Linked DNA regions of Mus musculus: region 2 is linked to region 1. The links are chromatin loops, found by intact Hi-C in ENCODE. Cell type or tissue: heart. All regions are shown on one strand. Links, peaks and the distances in the headings refer to the core of each region. The heading gives the core; the rest is flanking DNA.

Evidence for each region. A loop is a pair of places that touch in the nucleus more often than their neighbours do. Peaks named below come from ENCODE experiments on the same cell type or tissue, not always from the same donor. Only the 100,000 strongest peaks of a DNase experiment are listed, where the experiment ranks them.
Region 2: a loop joins it to region 1, with 4 times the contacts of the local background. A loop is called at or near these places in 7 of 42 quality-filtered maps.

The regions. Positions count from the first base shown.
Region 1 is chr3:97,152,414-97,163,068 of GRCm38, forward strand. It overlaps Acp6 (acid phosphatase 6, lysophosphatidic), which reads left to right and starts at 6,364. Exons shown (of 10, transcript NM_019800.4): 1 at 6,364-6,952. The coding sequence starts at 6,755. It overlaps n-TEctc12 (a tRNA gene), which reads left to right and starts at 5,672; the gene lies at 5,672-5,743. In heart, for the core only: no CTCF peak of the experiment used is centred there; DNase peaks (open chromatin) are centred at 5,658, 6,268 and 8,698; H3K4me3 peaks cover 3,124 bases; H3K27ac peaks cover 2,065 bases.
Region 2 is chr3:97,221,114-97,231,768 of GRCm38, forward strand. It overlaps Bcl9 (B cell CLL/lymphoma 9), which reads right to left and starts at 6,251. Exons shown (of 10, transcript NM_029933.4): 1 at 6,105-6,251; 2 at 2,729-2,864; 3 at 666-748. In heart, for the core only: a CTCF peak has its summit at 6,219; a DNase peak (open chromatin) is centred at 6,598; H3K4me3 peaks cover 3,547 bases; H3K27ac peaks cover 2,706 bases.

The sequences.
Region 1 (10,655 bases), core at 1,660-9,659:
AACTTTCATTTAACCTACCAGCCCTTCCTAAGTTCATTAGTAAAATGTATACAACTGGTAGTATGAACTCCACAGGACTGAAATTTGGATTACTTAAGTCACTATCACATCTGTGCATCCTTGGGCAAGCTATTTGTCTATTGTCTAAGCTCAGGCTCTTTCTCTATGCAATGGCGGTAGGATAGATCTACCACCTGAGCTGCAATAAGAGTTAATTAAGTAACGCACTGAACGTTAGGCATATGGTAATATCACTCAATTATTATTACTGCTTTTCAACACTTTTCCAAGTTGGTTAGACACATTTTTGCGAGGGAAACATTAAACTACCAATGCCACCAGCTTTCCTATCACTCTCTCCTTTCTTTCTATCCTGGGAGGAGTGACCTTTAATGAAAGACATAATTCTCCTACTGTCCAAGGCTTTCCTTTCCTCCTTTCTTCTTTACCAGACTTTGTCCCAGACCCTTGATCTAAGTCTTCAGCGTTCTGTTTGTCAGTCACTCCTTGTGTCTTCATTGTTGCCTCTTTACTGACAATCCCTCCCATTTTGTTAAAAGTCTCCATACTGGAATCCTGTCCCAGCTCTGGATTCATGGGTCTTGCACTGTAGCTGTCAGTTTTCTGTCACTATTACAAAATGCCTGAGGTAACTAACTTATAAAGAGGAAAGGTTTACTTTGGCTCACGGTCCTGGAAGGCTGCAGACCACGATCAGGTAGCTCTGTGAGTTTGGGCCTCTGGCAGGTGAACATGACAGAGGCAAACATTCACCTCAAGTCCTAAGGAACAAAGAACAAGGGGAAAGCAGTGGATCCCATGCTCCTCTGCAAGCGAATGTCTCGAGTCACCTAAAGACTGCCAACGATGTCATACCTCTCAAAGTCTTTACTACTTCTCACTTTTAATACATGGATCTCTGGAGAACAGTCATCCAAAATAGCATGTGCCTAATGATTCAATCAACTATGGATCAAAATACTCTGAAAAAAAAAAAAACCAAGCAAATAAACAAAGAAGCCTAAACCCAAAACCAAAATAAAAACAAAAATCTACAGTCAGATGTTCTGACCTTTTCTTGTCATTATTTCTTAAGTAGTCTGGTGTAACAACTACTTTCAGTACATTCTCACTGTATTTGGTGTTATCATTAAGCTAGAGATGTTCTCAAATGAGGAGAGGATATACATCCACTATTTGCAAATACTACCTGTAACCTCTTGTTTTTCCTCCTGGCCCCAAGCTCCAGAAATAATGACTTAAATATATTTACAAATGCCTAGGCCAAAGTTTTACATGTTCTTCAACTGACTCATAACTTAATATCTGGTTTATTGCCACGTGACTGGATACCTCTGCCCTATTTTCATGCCTCTGTCTCCATCAGCGTTCCTGGGCCAAATCCCCCATGCCTCACTAGTTCCCAGAATTCTCTGTGTGCAGGATGTCCCACCTTCTAATCCTGCCTCAGCTCACTGGCCAAAGGTTTCTTTTTTATCAACAGGTGAATATTTTTACAAAACACACAAGAGATTATCTCTACAACTACCCCATTGTATGGAAGGGGCTTCAAAGTCTGAGGATTGTGGCATCAATGGAAGGATCCTTGTCTCCCCATCAGTAGCTCTCAGAGTGGAATCTGAAGAACTACCCTACCTTAAACAACTGGGTGTCCTTGACTTACTAAGATCTAGAATAGCATTGACGCACTTGAACCCCAAATATCCTCAGGCATGCTGTGTGCGAGTAGTATGTAGTCAACTGTTCTGGCTATATACTTCACATCATTAATAACACCAATGACCCTCCCACCAATCCACTATGGATTTGTGGAGTAAAGAAACTCCCAGTCTCCTTAAGTCTCATTATCAATGTACCCCGTGGTGCCTGTTCTTTCTCTCTTCGGTGTAGAGGATGTGCAATTTCTCCATCTGATGCTAATGATGTGGTCTAAAGTCATTTCTCATCTTGTTCTACCTTAAGAGCTTTCTGGGTCCTTTATCCCATCTCGTCTTCAGCCTCTCCCTCACTGTCCACCGATCAGCATTTAAACACAAACTTCTCTTCAAAAGACTAAGTCTCCCTTAGTGTCAGGGACCTAGCACTCCCAGTGCCGCCATTGGGCTGAACTCTTCTCCCAATGTGCTCACCTCCCTGATGGTGTCGACACTCACTCCCCACACACTCCCACACGCACTGAACCTCTGCCCACTGCTTGCCCAGGCTGTTCCTCTCCATTGGTCACAGACAACCAGTGTTCGATCCCAGGGCCTTCCATCCCAGGGGCCTCCCACTATTATCACTGTATTTTCAGTTCCCTCTGACACTACCACTCCATCCTTCTTTTATGTTTTGATTGCTTTTGTTCTAGAAAGGGTCTCACCTTACAGGCATTCTCCATTTAGACCAGGCTGGCCTTAAACTCAGAGGTCCGTCTGCTTCTGCCTCTGAGTGCTGGGACTAAACACGTCAGGCATCTATTCCTTCTTAATTTTTCTTAGTTCCCTTCATACTTAGGTCTTGAATGGAGAGCTCCTCAGAGACGTATCTCAGGCCTCATTACGTCTCCTTATCCTTCTGCACCAAGACTGTATCCATACAAACTCTTGCAGTGATGAGCCTTGAAAAACCCTGCGTATACACTCCTTGGCTGCTCTTACTCTGATCTCCAGCCTATGTCATCAGTCCAACAGAGGGCATTTCTATACAGATGCCTCACAAGTACACGTATCTACCTCATAAAACACACAATCCAAGTTAACTTGCTAGCCTCGATTTCACCTCTTTCCAAGGTGTATGACATCATCTGAGATCATCTGACCACGTACTCCAGGGCTATCCTTGACCCTTCCCCTCTCTCCCTCCTCCCTTGAATTTCCATTGTTAACGGCTTACCAGGTTCCGTACCTGGACTGCAGCCACAGCTATCTGACTTTGCTCTGTTTCTGCTCCCTTTCAATCCACAGTGTCTCACACCATGGAGGAAAAACATCACATTTACATTATATTTAGATTGCAAATTATGTTCCTCGATTCCAGACCATCAAGGTAAAAAAAAAAAGTCAAAGGAAAGTAATCCTCACATCCCTTGATATTTGTTTTAGTATTAATACCATGCTCAAAATTAAACTTCTTGGGAGATTCTTGTAGGAAGCAACGGTGACGTAAGAGTCACCGACCTCTCCACTTCTCCTATGCCATGGTCTATCATCTTTTAAACCGGTCCTTACCAAGTACTCACAATGAATCAGACACCATGCTCACCACTGGAAATAAAACAGTGAATGTGTGTGTATGTGTGTTTGTGTTTGTATGTGTTAATCTCATGGCTAACACTGAGTTTCAAATAATATTAAGTGAAACTCTCATGAAAATTTACTGGAGGGAAATTTACTTGTTTCTCAAACTAGCCCTATTTTATAGTAAAACCATGGTCAAAATAAGCTTGTCTCAGAGTCCCCTCCTTGCCTGTCCCCAGAGCATGATTTCAAGACTTCTTCTTCTTCTTCTTCTTCTTCTTCTTCTTCTTCTTCTTCTTCTTCTTCTTCTTCTTCTTCTTCTTCTTCTTCTTCTTTTCTTCTTCTTCTTCTTCTTCTTCTTCTTCTTCTTCTCCTTCTCCTTCTCCTTCTCCTTCTCCTTCTCCTTCTCCTTCTCCTTCTTCTTCTTCTCCTTCTTCTTCTTCTTCTTCTTCTCCTCCTCCTCCTCCTCCTCCTCCTCCTCCTCCTCCTTCTTCTTCTTCTTCTTCTTCTTTTTTTTTTTTTTCAAGACAGGGTTTCTCTGTGTAGCCCTGGCTGTCCTGGAACTCACTCTGTAGACCAGACTGGCCTGGAACTCAGAAATCCGCCTGCCTCTGCCTATCAAATGCTGGGATTAAAGGTGTGCGCCACCACTTCGGGATGATTTCAAGACTTCTTTTTTTTTTTTTTTTTCTCTTTTTTTCTTTTTTTTTTTCGAGACAGGGTTTCTCTGTATAGCCCTGGCTGTCCTGGAGCTCACTTTGTAGACCAGGCTGGCCTCGAACTCAGAAATCCGCCTGCCTCTGCCTCCCGAGTGCTGGGATTAAAGACTTCTTACTTTTTTTTTTCTCTTTCAGCTTACTACCACTACTGTACATATTGTCAGGACTCCCGGGTGCTAACAGGTAGTGCTTTCCTTTGCCAGCCTCACCAGCTGTGGCTCCCCCTCCCCCACTCCCTGATGGCACTGCTATTGCTCTCTTGGGTCAAAGGTACTCATGATGCTCACCCGGTGATTGCCAACGATGCCAGAGGAGCAGGGTGTGCACCAGCCTTGCTTTGTCCACCACAGCAGGAAGTAGGGCAGCCAGATACCAACCTTCCATTGCCTTGAAGGCTCTCCAGCGTGCTAAGAAAGCCAAAGAGGCTGAAGCTGCTCCAATACTAGGATCTGTTTATACTGAAACTGTACTATGCTTTCCCTCACCTGTCTGAGGGCCACCCTCCCCAGCTGGAGGAGTTCCAAGGCACTACTCAGGTTCCAATGTCGTATTTCCCAGGGCCCCTGAAGGTCTCGGTTTGTCTTGTGTTTTATTTTGGATCTTAAGTGTTTACCCAAAAACTCATGTACTGAAGGTTCAGTCTCAAATGCAGCAGTGTCCACAGTGGGTCTCTTGTGGGGAGGCAGTGACTCTATCACAAAGTTTCTCTCTCACCTACGACCTTGACTGGCTCTTAAAGAGGTAAGACCTAGTTGAAGGAGTGGGTCTGAGCTAGGATAGGGCAAGGAAAACTATTGGGACACAAGAAGACAAGGGGGTCCCCACTCTCACTAGTCATCAAGCAAGGATTCCTTTACTGAAGGCCATTCTCCCCTTGTGGCTGTAAATCCACAATCTGAGACTCTCACTAGAAACCGCAGGGGCTCCTGGTTTTACCTTAGCAGACTCTAATCTAGATGAGGTTCCCTGAAGTTGTCCTCTAGTTGCACCAGAAACCAGAAGGGGTCAGGGTGAAGTGTAGCAACCCTTCCAGATGTGAAGGAGGTGGGGTGGGGTGTGCTTCTCTCTCTCTCTCTCTCTCTCTCTCTTTTTCCCCAGACATGGCTTCTCTGTGTAGCCTTGGATATCCTGGAACTCAACTGTAGAGCAGGTTAGCCTTGAACTCACAAAGATATGCCTGCCTCTGCTTCCTGAATGCTGAAATTAAAGGCCTGCACCACCACGCAGGGCCAAGATGTATCTTGAGAGTCACTAAAAGAATGTATCTGGTAACTGCTAAGACATTTTGCTGTGAATCTCTTATGGGAAGCCCAGACCCATCCACAGGTGTCTTGTTCTCTCACTAAGCATCTCTCTGTCATAGCTCTTTTGCCTAAAATCGGTTACAAATGGCTTCTAATAAACTGAGACTATTCTGTGAGAAGCCCATAGCCATGTAAGGTGTGTTATGTTCTTTTTTTTTTTTCTTTTTTTTTTTTTTTTCCTGTTGCTTTTCTTTCCATTCCAAACAGACTTCAAGTCTATTTTTTACTGGTTTGCTTTGAAATTCATTTCGAAGTTGAAGCCCACGATACTGTTCCGCAGTTAAAAGATTAGGAGAATGCCTTCAGATGTTGACAACACTACCGCCATTCCTCCAGGCCTCTCCTGACACTCTTTGGTGGCTCCAATCCAGGTCTACTATCTTCCCTCTCAAGCCTCTGTCTCCTAACTTCCCTGGTGGTCTAGTGGTTAGGATTCGGCGCTCTCACCGCCGCGGCCCGGGTTCGATTCCCGGTCAGGGAAATACTGTTTTTTCTCTCACAATTTTCTAAAAAAAGTACTTAATAATCACTCGAGAAAAAACAAAAAACAAAAACAAAACAAAAAAACCGCTGGCTCTAATGCTTTGCGCATGCCCCGAGAGTGCTCTACCGCTGAACTACATCCCTAGCTCAATTTTCTTAAACAAAATGGGGAAAGGGAATTTCACAAATAGGAAGCACTCAGCTGATAGATGTTTCAGGTCTTGACTTTAGTAATCTTGCTTTGGGGACTTCAGGGAATTCTTCCACATTCAAACTACTCCCCTTGCCCACCAATCCTAACACTGCCTCCCCTTACCCTCATTTCCTCCCTACTCACCCCAGGCAAAGCCTCAAGGGAAAAAAAAAAAAAAACAGACGAAATCCCTTAATTACCCGGGGCTTCTTGGCAGCCTTAAATTGAAGACTGGCGGGACTGGGAGTGGAACGTGGGAGGCGTGGGGGGGGGGGGCGGGACCTTAAGCATGGCGGGGGGCCGACGGAACTGCCCTCCCTGGGGACCTCGGCCGCGCATAGCATTGTGGAAGTTGTAGTTTTTACGGGTCTGAGTTTCCAGATCGGACGAAGTCTCAGGACTCACTTTCCCGTGCTCCTGTGCGCAGACTTAATTGGAGCAGGTCCGTGGGAGGTCAGGAGATTGCGTGGGGAGCTTGGTTATAAAATGTGGACCCGAATCCCGGGTGTCCGAGGAACTTCTGCTTTTGCGGCCTCCCCTTCACACGGTTTGAAGTGCAAGTTTCAGGTCCAAGTAACTGCCCTGACTGAGCCTGCATGCAGTAGGGGCGGCCGGCAGACGCTAGGCTTAAACTACTAGACAATCTTTCTGCTCCCACCCCTTTCTCTCCACCTCCGGCCTGACTGTCGCTGGGTCGCCCCGCTAGAGTCGCTTGTTCTGAGAGCTTGGATGCACTTGCCCTCCAGTTCCCGCGAACTTCTGAGTAGCTGCTGAGCCGCGTTGCCTGCGGAGCCCTCAGCTTCCACAGCCTCCATCATGCGCGTGTGGGTCCCCGTGGGTGTCCTGACCTCGCTGGCTTACTGCTTCCACCAGCGGCGGGTGGCCCTGGCCGAGCAGCGGGCTCCTAATGGCCAGCGTCCGGTGGACCGCAACCTACTGGAGCTGAAAATGGTGCAGGTGGTGTTTCGACACGGGGCACGGAGTCCGCTCAAGCCTCTCCCGCTGGAGGAGCAGGTGAGAGGCGGCCCACAGAGGGGTTCTTGGGGACACACTTTAGCGTCCCCCGTCGGGGCTCGGGCTGGGTCCAGACCAGAGGGAAACAACAGTAGACTGGCCCTCAGGCTGTGGCCTGGAGTCATCATCCCATGCTCATCCCAAACCACCGGTGTGGTGTGTAAGCCTTCCTGGCTAGGGCAGCCCCTGCCCCCCAAACTTTCAGTTGCTTGGTGTAGTGAAACTTTTCAAAGATGCATAAGAATGTCCCAGGCGGGGGTTCTTATTTAAATGCAGATTCTGATTCTGCGGATGTGGAGTTGGGTCACGTTTCGTAGTTCTGTGGTTGAACTTGAGTTCAAGGACCTTGTAAGTGCCTGGTTGTTAATAACAGAGATCATTGTACCAGGAGATACCTTTAGTGCTTCCGCAGTACAGAGCAAGCTGGCACCTTTGGAACCAGATCTTAATACAGATTTTTCTTGTGGGCTTGCCAGAGACCATTTGAGATCTTGTGAAGTCTTATTGCGGACAAGGACTGTATCTTGGGGTTCTTTAAGGTCAGGTTTAGAAATCTGGAAAGGATTTGTGGTAAGAAGGAGGGAAAGTTAATTAACTAATTTTGTGGCTATAAGTCAGGATAATTATGATTAAAGCACAAATAATTAGCTTTTTGTTTAAAAAATAACCCCTAACAGTATACAAGAAAAGGGCACCAGAAGTCCCTAACACCCCGGGTTGAATTTACCCATGGAGTCTGTATTTGTTCAGTTGCAAATACTCTTAATGGTCATTTCTGTTTTCCTGAAGGGCTGTGAGTTATAGTTTCAACCCAAGATCTGGTCTTTAAAGAGGGTTACACATGAAAAAGCCAAGCAACCAGGGCAGCTCTCACATAAATAAATATCTTTTAGCAGGTGTTTGTTTACCAGGTCTCCAGTTAGCCTGTTCCTATGGCTGTACTACTTTCTGTCTGGCACTGCAACCCACTCTACGCCTTTAACATTAGATCTCTCAGGTTGTCTTATCATTTTGTCTACACATGCCCACCTCTTTGCACCCCTCCTCTCTCTCTATTCTTATTAAAGAGTGTTAGAGAGATATATTTATGTTTTAGACAAAGTTAGCAGTAATAGCAGAGAATAAAAGTTTGTCTGGATCTAGACCCAGTGTATATAGACAGTGCAAATACCTATCAATACCAGCCTGTACTGGTGGATTCCAGTATAGAACTGGTGGATTCCAGTATAGAACTGGTGGATTCCAGTATAGAACTGGTGGATTCCAGTATAGGACTGGCTTCACTGACAAATTATCCCCATTCTTTGTTGAGGGGACTGGGAAGAAAACCAACCCCACTCAGTTCATTACTGGGAAGATATTCATTACATTACTCCTGCCTCTTTGAATTGGAAAAAAAAAAAAAAAAAAAAGGTTTAAATCCTTCCAGGGAGTGTGTGTGTACGTGTGTGAACCAGTTGGTGTGTGATGGGAATCTTACACCTTTATGGTGGAAGCTCCCAATAATCCCAGCTTCGTTAGCTTTTCTTCCTGTAGCTCCAAACTGTGGAGAATGTAGTTCCATGGCCTTGCTTTGTAGAATGAGCAGGACCGTTGCTTTAACGTCCCACTCATACACGGCAGACTGTAGGCTGCTACTTTAAATTTAAAAAAGACTTAGGGGTGTGTGGGTGTGTAGGCCAGAGAAGCTGGAAGAGGCCGTTGGCTCTCCTGGGACTGGAGTTACAGGTGGTTCTGCTCCTCGTGGCGGTGCTTTGGCTGCTGTCCCCAGAGCAAGCACGCTTAGCTGCGAGTTCTCTCGCCAGCCCTAGGCAGAAAGCACGTCTGGTTTTCTTGGATAAAGTTCTGTGAATAAAAGCCTGGGATGGAGCCAGCTCTGGTTGTGAGGAAATGCCATCAGCCTCCTGTGACTGACTCTAATATAATAGGATATATGAATATATGTTATATATCATGTGTGTGTGTATATATATATGTATATATATATATATGTATGTATGTATATATATGTATATATATGTATGTATATATATGTATATATGTGTGTGTATATATATGTATATATATGTGTATATATATATGTATATATATATGTGTGTGTGTGTGTGTGTGTGTATGTATATATATATATCTGAACCTGTTTCTGGATATTGTCTCTCAAGGTTTCTTTTCAAAATCCATGGTTATTGAGTTTTCTAGCCTTCCTTATTCTGCTCTTGTCAGAACAGACTACACAGCGACAATGATAAGACTAAAGTTACCTTTGCTACGATTTCTGATTTCTGACTGGTTTATAGACAGGCGTGCTGTCATCAGGTCAGTCTTCTCACGGGTCCTTACAAAGAGGCATTGTTCGAAACAATACAAGTTTGGCTGAATTGTTTTCTTATCGGTTTGGGTAACAGTTGATCTGTGCTTTGGAAATAAAATCATGGAACTTAGTTGAACATGTTTCTGGCCTTCAGAGTAGCTCCCAATTCACTTTCAAGCAAACTTTTGAACTCGACTTTAAACTTTCCCCCAGGCTTCTTCCAGACAGCGGCAAGGTGACCCCCGGTAGGGAGGTCTTTCAACTCTTATGAAGTTGAGCCTAGCCCAGTCCCTTGTTAAGTTCCTGTCTGCCTTTGACAGTGTGGTTGAGCTGGGAAGCCTGCTGTGTTGCTTAATTCCTGCCCAAAGCTCAGCCGAGGTGGATCTATGAAGGATGTGCCAGTTCCTCACTCCACTGGGTTCTAAACCCTGGCAGGATATTGAATTCTTCAGAGATAGTATGGGGGCTTGGAGCAATGGCTCAGCAGTTAAGAGCATTTACTGCTCTTGTAGAGGATGCTGCTTCAGTTCCCAGCACCTGCATGGCTTCTCTGAATGGAGCCCTTCAGTTCTAGGGGTTCCGCTGTACTCTGGGCTCTGTGGCCACCAGACACATGTGTGCTCAGATAGATGTGCATGCTGCCAAAACGTTCATACGTGTTAAAAAAAAATCATGCCTGGGTCTTCCTCCTAGAGATTCAGATTTAATTGGTACAGGGTATCTGAGCATTGCAAGAACACTTCTCCTCTGGTGCTTTAGAAGTATCTGGGCACTATAGCACTGAGAAGTGGACACCACACCCCATAAAATCCCAGATGCGATTAGCCTGGAATGAGGCTCAGAGTTCGGCAACTTAAAAATTCCTGTGATGCCTTATGTACAAGGCCATTCATTGCTTGTTTCCTGAGACCTTATCCTGGAAGGTCAGGAGATCTCTCTCTCTCTCTCTCTCTCTCTCTCTCTGTGTGTGTGTATGTATGTATGTATGTATGTGTGTGTATACATATATACATATATACATATAACATGGGATGTAACCAATCCATCCCACTGTGACGTTGCCTTCCTAGGGTTGTGATATGGTGGGATCTTTGTACTAAATTGAATGAACAGGGACAAACAGTCCCACAGAACCCATTGCTCTGACTACCGGAAACCTGTCCACTTCATTCCACTATCCCCTTATGATGCCCCGAGGGAGAAAATTTTCACTTTAGGGGTGGTATACTTCTCTTGAGCTTTGTCTTGCTTGTATCTTTGAACTTGTCTAGGCAAGTTCTAAAAGCCAGAGAGTGTAGTCCAGAATCTGTACCCCTTCACAATAGACATGCGCTGTTGGCCGTATGTAGTTTTTGTTAGCTTTCCATTCCTTTTGTCCTTACATTTGCTTCT
Region 2 (10,655 bases), core at 1,369-9,368, 68 kb after region 1:
AGTCAGGGGTATTACTGTGTAACCTGGCTGTTCTGAAACGCTCCATATAAACCAGTCTATCCTTGAACTCAGAGACATCCACCTGCCTCTGCCTCCCCAGTCTAGGAATTAAACACCTGAGCCTCACTGCACAATTCTCTTCCCCCTGAGTCAGGGTTTCTCTGTGTAGCCCTGGCTGTCCTGGAACTCACTTTGTAGACCAGGCTGGCCTCGAACTCAGAAATCCACCTGCCTCTGCCTCCCAAGTGCTGAGAGTAAAGTGTATGCCACCACTGCCCAGCTACTGCACACTTCTTAACAACAACTAAGATACAGAATATACCCAAGCATCTATCCACTGATGACTTAAGAACTGAGTAGATTTACGAACTATGGCAAGTCCCCGGCCACTGGGACTATTTGGCCTAAAAAAGCAATCCTGCCATTTGTAGTAGCACAGATGAATCTGGAGGACATTGAATAAGCCAATGCCATGTGATCTCATACACATTTAACAAGTTGAACTCAGAAGCAGGTAAGAGAATGGCAGTTGCTAAAGGCTAGGGAGGGGAGCCAGAGCCCAGTGATTGAAAGAAAAATATCAACTGTTGAGGAAAGCTAACGCTTTGTGTAAAGCTCTCACTCCCAAGCCAGGCACGTTCCCATGGTACCGTCCGTCTACTCACCGAAACCCCAAGGGTCACGACACTGCAGACTTCATCCTGGGGTGAGGAGGAGTCAGAGCGCCTTCCTCAAAGGTGACCCTCACCTAGAAGAGAATAAAGTGGGTAGGCATTTCAAAGTAGATCTGAAAACACCAACAATATCAATGTAACAACCACTGAGCATCGTAAGAGAAAAACGGGTTTCCTACTTCCTCTGGGGTTTTAAATAGGAGACCACCATCTCACACGCAAACAATCAACGTTAAAGGATGTTTACAGTACATGTAGCTAATTCAAGGCTCTGGGGATGAGACAGTAAGTGCAAATACGATCAACTTTTCTACTTTTGAAATTCCAGGCATTTAATGAAAAAAGAGAAAGCCCACATTTTTGCTTCTATGCGTCTTCCTAGTACAGAGATTGGACGTTGACTCTGAAGGTGCAAAGAGATAAAATGCCAGGCATACGTCTGAATTTACAACGTTAGGGTTGCTCACCGCTACTCCCTCTGCACAGCTGCAACTCTACTCAGCAACAGCTGTCAAGAAAAATGTGTCTCCATACTTTGCTAGGAGCTTAGGACTAAACAACCCTGCTTCTATTAAGTGCCTACTGTGTGCAGAGTGAAGTGCTGAACTGAGGAATGGTGGTAGCCTGTAAGAGTTTCAACATCAGTCCCTGTAGACTAGAATTATAACACTTGACCCAAACAAATTATACTTATTTATGTATTTAATCTATGTGTGCATGCATGTGCATGTGCCATGGTGCATGTGTGGATGTCCAAGAACATTTGTAGGAGTCGGTTCTCCTTCCACTGTAAGTGTTCTGGTCCTGAAAGTTCAACTCAGATTGTCAGACTTGGCACAGGAGCCTCTACAGGCTGAGCCATTTCATGGTAGAAGCTAGTTTTGTGATTTCAAAGGAAAACAAAGTTCTAGAAGATTGAGAGCCAAATTATTTAGGGAATCTTTAAAAGGGCACTCGATAGGATCAGCAAAGTTTCAAGTAAAATCACAACCTAAACTGACTGAGCTCAGAATCAAGATTCCAGCTTCAGCTCTTCCCATGATGCACTCTTCCTTTCCTGCTCCAAGGAGTCAAGTTTATTAGAACTATGTCATGTTTAACAAATTTCATTTCTGCGCTATGACCACTACTCCATAAAAGGCACAGCATCCTAGAATGTGGAACCAAAAGGTCTTAAGTTTCCATTCCTAGCTCATTCTTAACTTCTGGCTTGCCAACAACCAAAGGGCTTCTTCAAGCACACAAAAGGAAGAGCCGACCTCTCTCTAGACTATAGAGGAGAACAAATGACTCAGGGGGCACAAAACACTGCTGCGTGGTTTAGTATTCATGGGGCAAAAATGCCATCAATTGTCCTCCAATGGCTACTAAACTTTAAGGAAACAAAAATTCCTATTAAGCTAAAGAATTCTGACAAAATTAAAATGTTCAAAGTAAATCCGAAGTACTATCCATAAGAATAGCAGCCACCAAAGTACTACTGTACACAGTGATCCCCTCTCTGTGACGTCTTCCCAGAGCGCCAGCTACTCCCCTGTCCATCAGCCAGGGCCCTGGCACTACCCTTACTATTTAACATCTCGAAAACAGTGTCACTGCTATAGTTAGATAGGGAACTCCCCGAGGATGGTGTCAATCATCATCTTACCACCTGGTACCCAGGAAAACCCAGCAAACGTGGCTGACTGATGTATTACAGTGAGCTTGCTCCTCTTAGCTCACGTTCACACAAACCCAAGGGGACATGATAAACACCAGCTTTACTTCTCCCAGTCTGCTCTTCTCCTCCGCCTTCTGCAGCGAGGCAAACACAAGGCCCAGGTCACACAAAACCCAGGGGAGCGGCACTTTTAGTTGTGACTTGGATCTGCTTTAGATGAGTTGCACATTGGGGAACTTCTAGAATCAAGAGCAGCTCAGTGGGCTGGAAAGATGGCTTAGCCGAAAAATATAAGAGCAGCCCAGTTTTACCTTATAAGCAACCCCAGAGAGACAAAACTCCAACATGCTCAAGCTGATGTCACACAAGTTGCAGCTTAAGGTAAGGCTTTTACCTTTCAAGAGGTCCACTCCGCTTTGTCTTCTACATTGGGGCGGGGAGGAGCTTACAGGGAAGGAGAACTGTCACCTCACCACACAGGAATGGTTAGGTCAATGTGAAGTGACACCAGTTAGTCTCACATCCAAGTCCTAAGATGACAAGAAGAAAGGGAAAGTTCATATGCAAATTCACACCAACTCCAAGGAAAACTCCCCACTCCCCACTGCTGTGGCCGAATGGAGGGCACCTGGGGGAAGAAAGAAATGAGTCAAAAATGGGAAAAGGAGGCAACCCCCTTAAAACTTCAAGTACAAGTCAGAGAAAAGGGATAGGAAACCTAGGGAACTACATATGTAATGGGAACTTGGAAAAACCAAAACAAACAAAAGCATCCTTTGAGGTCTTGTTTTTACCCTTGTGTACAACCAGGAACGGCCAGCACAGGGTGCAAAATGACTTTTGGTTTTTCATGTGGTCTCTTCGTCCGTTCTTAGCATAATGAAGCTACTTAAAAATATCACAAAGCCCAAAGTGTAAGCAGCCTTAAGTTAACTTTCAAAAATCAGACTTGGGTAGCTCTTAACTCCATGATTCACAGCTCCCAAGGAATCAAGGAGAGGTGGCTTGAAGCCTTCAGGGGATAACACAGACCAGCATTTTGACTAATCTCTAAGTAACGTAGTTAGTGCAGCCTTCAACAGTGGGCGTAGCATCGGCAATAGTGGGACTGTGCCGCCAGCAGCACCACATCACATTAGTTAAAGACTCGATAATGTAATGACACATGTTCTTCCCTCGTCACTGCTTCAAAACCAGTCTCCTTAGACATGATTCTGTGTGTGACAAAGAGGCACACATTACCACGCTACCATGAACGTTTTGACAGCTCATCTGTACTTCTATGTTTTACATCTTGTGAATTTAGGAAACATTCTCAGATGGGACGCTGTATTGTTTTATTGCAGAGTACTGGGACAGAAAAACACTAAGAACCCCAGAGTAAGAACAAGAAAAGCGTCCAGAGACTTTGCTATCACATTAGTTGAAGCGGAGAGCAGAGAATAGGACCACCCACACTATCCCATGGCCGAAGAGGACTGACTAGGTAGGAAACCAAGAACTATGCCTTAGGCCACACAACACAGGGTGCCTGCAGTCTAGGCCAGCATCTACCTTCTCATACTCTGGGCTGACTTATGCTCAGTATTTACAATTACCATCAAACTCACTGTCCTCTCAGTAAACACTAATCTTTCAAAATGAATAGAAAACCCTAAATTCGGACAACAAAACAAGTGTACAGAACTCCCCTTTTTGTTCTTTAACCATATTACTGTGATTGTAAGAAAGTTGAATTTGGTCTGCTAGTGAGATAGCAGTAGGATTTTTAAAAAGTTATACTACATAATCACTCATCCTCAGAGGCCGTTCAAAGAACTTTCTGGACAGGCATTAACTGGCTAGACTGGAAGGCAGCTACGAGTGGCTGGAGCAGGCAGTCGCCACTCCATAAGCAGCCACACCAGGAAACACCAGAGATTTGTTCAAAGTAAGTCATCCAGAGAGCTACATCTTGATTCCAAGTTCAAGGCTTTTCACCACTGTGCCAGGTCACCATGATCCAATATTCAGCTGGTTACAATGCTTGCGAAATCACTGGGTCTTTCCCCCCCTAGCATTTTCTTTCCTTTTGAGTTTACAGCAGCAGGTATTTCTGAAGGCCACGGGGAAATAACCCATAGAAGAAATTCCATATATATAAGGGTTTTTTTGTTTTGGTTTGGTTTTTGTTTTGGCTTGTGCTGGCTAACTGGAATCAAGAACAAAACATTCCTTTTGCTCAAGAGCCAGTTCCATGATACTTGTTCTATAAATAGAAAACTATACAGAAACTGTGCTTCCATCTTTAGGCCAATGACTTTCCCATCCAACTATCATCTATGTTGAAATTATTATATCCAGCAACTGATTACAAAGACTTTCAAGGCTCAATATCCAACTTCTAGGTCATAAAGCTATCAAATGTCATATACACACTCATACATTCCTCAAAGCATGTTTGCAACACCGGAACTAAGAGACCCTCTTCTTAGTCCATCCCTGTCAATAGTATAGGCCTTTTCAAGAGAAGAGAGAAGACTTTGTTACTGGTCCCCAGGACCATCAGATTTGCACACAAACACTTCTTCATGATAAACTCCCTGGTGACTAGTGTCCAGTCAAAAACTTTCAAACCAACCAGACTTAAAAGCCTCCAAGTCACAGGTTCTAAACAAGTCTTACCTCCCAACATCTTGACTATTTCACTACCTACTCCTCACCTCCTGTAACTAATTCATCACTGTGTTCCCTACACAAGAGCCCAGGTCTCTGTCGCCAAAATAACCATTTAATTCCACAGTTTATCAAACGCTAACAAATGCACCATCAAATTGACTTTTTACATGGCCGCTGACGTCACTGTCAGGGGGTGACTTGTTCTTGCTTTAACTAAAGTGTAACTCTGTATCCACTGCATCCTGCCTTGGATTATGTCCACAGAGGCATATTTGCATCCATTTCACTACCCTACCTAATGACTTTGACTCCAATCTTGGCCTCAGAATAACTCTTTTAACATTTAAAAAAACGCCCTTCCTTACCTCCAGCAGACTAAGGCTCTTGGGGGACAGATTTCAAGCTTTCTTTCTCATCCTTGGCAGCTTTAACATAACGTTCCCAGCAGTACTACTACAGGCCGTGGTCCTTCCCTCTGGACTAACCACCAACTCTGCGACTTGTTTTCCTTAGGATAACTCCATTTCACCAAGCTCACCCAACACTTACCAGTGACATCTTAATAGTCTTTGCAACTTTCAAAGGCCAGCCAGCCTCTAGGGTTCCAATTTGAAAACCACTGGTGTGTTCTACGACCCTCACAATGACTCAGTGACCTAACTCATTCGTCGCCAACTCACCTGCTGGAACCCTTTACAACTCAAGACATTCCTCTAGGCTTTCACCTCCCCCAACCCTTCAACAAGTCACTGGCCTGCGGAGTCCCCTTTCTCCCCTCTACGCATCTCCCGGGTCTTACAAACTCAACCCGAAATTCCTAATTTCGCGCGCTCTTTCCTCTCCATCGCCCCTCCATCCCAAGACCCCGAGACGGTCATCTCCCCTCAGGTAACCTCTCCAAGCACAGCTTTGGGACACAACCTCTAAAACCCCGAGAGATGCCCCGGTCTCTCCCATAGCTCCCGAGGCTCCCCCGCCTCCCCCAACAGGTTCCTCCAGACTCAACTCGCCAAGCCAGCGCCCCGACCCCCGGAGGCCCCCCGGCCACACGCGCACGCGGACCCGGCCCCCGCCGCGCCGGCCCGCCCCTCCCCCTCCCCGGGGCCACTTACCCCGGGCCGGAGAGGGGGAGGGGCGAGCGCGGGCGGGAGCTGCGGTCCCCGGCTGCTCTCAGCCCCGGGGGGCCGGGGCCCGGACCAGCGGCAGCAGCAGCGCAGCGTCTCCCCCCGGCGGCGGCAGCGGCGGCGGCGGCGCCGTCCCACTCCCGCAGGCACACATAGGCTCCATTGTCCGCCGGTGCCTCCCCCTTTCCGGCTCCCCCTCCCAGGCCCGCCCCTTCCCCCTCCCCTCGACCCTCCCCCAGCCGCACCGTGCCACGAAAGGTACCGCGGGCCCCGCCTCGGACGCGAGCGGAGGCGCGCCCCTCCCCCGGCCCGCCCGGCGGGGAATGGGGCCCTGGCCCCGCCGCCGCCAGGGCCCGCCCCCTCCGGGGGAATGGCACCCGTCCCCCTCCCCGAAGGCGATCGATGGTACCAGCCCGCCGCGGCCTCCGCCCCCTCCCGCGCCTGGCTCAAGAGAAGCCGCCCGCGCCCCGCCCACCCACGGCCCCGCCCCGACGGCACCGCCTTCTGCTTTGCATGACCCCTCCCATCCAACCCCGCCCCGGCTAGTCACCGGGTCCCCCCGCGGTGACGCCCACTCCCCGGTTTAAAGCCACAGAACCCTCTTTTTCAACTAAAAGATCCTCCTGCAGGACCCACGGGGCGGGTGGTGCGGCGGGGAGGTTCTCTTCCTTCCTCACCCTCCTCCCGGCGCTCATTCACCCAGACTCCCCATGGCCTCCAGCAGTACTGGAGCCACCGAAGGGGATTAGAAAAGGCGCGGGAGGGGGAAGGGCAGAGTGGAATTTAGCCATCTTTGACAGAAACTAACTGGGAGCTGCAGAAGGAACCGATCTTCCTTCACTCGCCCGCCGTTCAGGGTCGGGCCTAGTCTTCAGTCTTCATGCCACCTCCTCGCACCTCTCCACTGCGATTCCGCCTTGCTTCCCCCAGCCCACCCATCCGCCCCTAGGTGTCCACTCTACCTTTGCCCGTGAGGGCTTTCTTCCCTCTGGAAAGCTGGTCCCCTCGGCTTGCACTCTTCTCCCTCTTCCCAGAACAGACTCTCTGGGGTCCTGCTGGCGCTGTGGCTAGAGCAAGGTCTCCTTCACCTCGGGCCCTGCCCCGCCCCGCCCTGCCTGGCCAGCACTACCTATGGTTTCCAGAGAGCACCTTCTGCCCCGGCCTCCAGGTCTTCTCCCAACCACAGTATCACTCACTTAATTTTATTTTTTGGAAGAGCTTTGATGTTGAGAATTCGAGGGCGACGCGTTCAGCACTACCCCTGTGAAGTTAGATGTTAGCTCATTAGGTAGCACTTTTTCACATCTTGGTTAATGCGCCTTGCTCAGATTCCTGTTATCCTTATTTTGTGGGGCCGTGTTACTGCCTTGACCAGCCATCGTTACTGTCTGCCCTCCCCACAAAACCCTACTAATCTTCGAGTTTGTACTTTGCGGAGTTGATCTTAAGGATTCTCCTGCAACTCTGTGCACTGGTCCAAAGCGTTTCTAACAGTTAAGTGGATTCTGTGTACCTGAGAATGTACAGTCTCCCCGAAGATGGAAGCAAGCAACATAGCCAAAAGACCTACATGGGTTTAACCAGGACAGCCACTACTGCCTCCGCTTTTCTCTATATAAAATAGGGAACCTTCCTGTGGTACCCTTTTAAGGAGCAGTGCTGTCGTAAAGGATGGTATATAATAGAACGCTAAATAATAAAGTTCACTCACTACTTTCCAATCTTCGCAAAACTCACAACTGGCCATATGGGTTTCCATACAGTTTCTCCCTGGCTTAGAATCTGAACAACTGTGGCAAGATATTTTCTCTTTGAGACTGAGTTTATAAGTTTAAAAGAGAGTCAGGTAGGTCTAAATGATATAAACCTGAGAGCAAATTGAGTCCACGTAAGAAATAAAGTTGAAGGGTTTGGGGGTAGGGAGCTGTCAACTTTTGGCTTTAGAAATTAGATTCCACATAGCTACGAACCTCTCTAAAAGAGAAAAGATCACGTGTGACTATGAGAAAAGACAATCAAACTAGAAGTATGTAAGAGTATTTGGGATTGCTAATGTAAGGGAAGGGTCTTGACTCATATAGATTGGATTCCTCTAAAAGAAAACCACTGCCAAAATACTTCTGTCCTCATTAGGATTTCTGTTGCTGTGATGAAACATCATGACCAAAAGTAAGTTGGGGAGGAAAGGGCTTATTTGGTTTACACTTCCACATTGTAGACCATCACTGAAGGAGGTCAGGACAGGAACTCAAACAGGGCAGGAACCTGAAGGCAGGAGCCGATACAGTAACTTCCAGGTATGCTGCTTACTGCCTTGCCTCCCATGGCTTGCTCAGCCTGCTTTCTTATAGACCCCAGGACCACCAGACCAGGGATGGCACCAGCCATAATGGGCTGGGCTCTCTCCAGTCAACCATTAATTAAGAAATGCCTTACAGCTGAATCTTATGGAGGCATTTTCTCAATTGAGTTCTTCCTTTAAGATAACTCTAGCTGTGTCAAGTTGACATAATACCAGCCAGCATGACTCGGGTATTCCAGATCAGGTCACTGCTGGACAACAAGCTAAAGGGCAGACTGTGACAATAATGTACCTAAAGGGTAGACTGTGACAATAATGTACTTAAAGCAAAACAAACAAACAAATAAAAAAAGCCAAAAAACCCAAAAAACAAAAAACAAAACAAAACAAAAACCTGTCTTTGCTAGGCATTAAACTCTCTTGTAACCATGTGTTAAAGTTCAAAAATGATTTACTGAATTGGAAGGAAAATGAAGACAAGGATCACACACGCACAACTCCAGGCTACAAGCAACCGCAACAAGACCTTAAGCACGCTAAGAAAAAAAAAAAAAATCAGGAAATGTAAAGGTTAGCAGCTCCACAGTAATGTTAGTTTAGCTATATTACACACAGGACAGAAATGCGTTTTAAAATATCATATATTCTGCTCAATAGTTTCTTTCACTGGAGTATTTGCTCTCTGAGTTTTCTAACGTCCACACATCTGCTCTCGCTGGACAAAAGCCTGCCTTTGGTGTCGAAGGGCCTGACAGACTGTGCATGTATAAACACGAGTGGAGAGCGGAGAGATCCTTCTGAAAGCATCTTGTAAACAGAAGTCTCGTGATGTTTTTGCTACTCCAGCAACTCTGTGAAATCCTTCTTCCTCCAAATGGCAAGACTGCTAAAAATACAGGCTTTTCATAGACTCGATTGGACTCCTTGCACTGAATCTTGCTTCTCATAAGGACCATAAACACATAGTGACCTCGAGGCTGGGATGCTGCAAGTCTGACTTCTTAACTCCTCAACAGACCAGGATTTTCTACCGGGAATCCTATTTCTTTTCTTTTGGTTTTTCCTTTTCTTGTCTTTTTCTTTCTATTTTAAAGACTTATTTATTATTATAATAACAAATAAATACACTGTAAGTAAGTACACTGTAGTTGTCTTTAGACACCCCAGAAGAGGACATCAGATCTCATTACAGATAATTGTGAGCCACCATGTGGTTGCTGTGATTTGAACTCAGGACCTTCAGAAGAGCAGTCAGTACTCTTAACCACTAAGCCATCTCTTCCAGTTCCCTCTTTTGGTTTTTCAAGACAACATTTCTCTTTTGTAGTATGTAGCCATGACTGTGCTGGAACTCGCTATGTAGACCAGGCTGGCCTCAAACTCCAGAGATCTGCCTGCTTCTTCCTCCCAAGAGCTGAGATTAGAAGTGTGCAACACTACCACCTGGCCAAGGGCACCCATTTCCAAATTAAAGGGACAAAAGCTCTTGTTTCATCTGTCCCTAATGAGCGTGCCTAAATACTATAATTGAGAAGAATCCATCTTGTTTCTTAGATGACATATTTTTTAAAATATTTAAAAATTTTTTTATATGTATGGGTGTTTTACCTGCATGTATGTTTCTTCATCACATGTGTGCAGTGCCTACAGAGGCCAGAAGAGGGTGCTATCAGACACCCTGGAACTAGAGTTATAAAAGGCTGTGGGCCACCATATGAATGCGATGACTTGAACCCGGGTCCTCTCTCTGGAAGAGCACAGTAGTGCTCTCAGCCACTGAGCCATCTCTCCATGCTCTTAGATGACAGTTTGATGTGGCAATTTAACGATTTGCCAAGATTGCTCTCACTGTGAGGGACTAGGATTTGAGTCCCGTGCATCACAGCACAGTCCAAACTCCTAGGAACTGTTCATTCCCCCACAGTATTAGTAACTGTCAGAGAGAACAGGCAGTTAGTTACCTTAGGAGCCACGGAATTTAAGCTGAGCAAGCTTGAGCCACTCAGCCAGCTGGTGTCAGGGTTACAGTAGTTCCTAACAAACTCTCGCTGGGGTCAAGGCCCTCGGCAAGCCCATAGGTTCTTCCCACTGCGCTCATTCATTATCCTCCTCACTGGTCAAAATCGGTGAATTTCAATGCTGAAGGAATACCACTGAGGGTCACACTGACTGAAAAAATGCAGGCTTAGAACGCAATGACTTCTTGTTACTTGCCCAGTGCTGGGATAGGTAGCCTG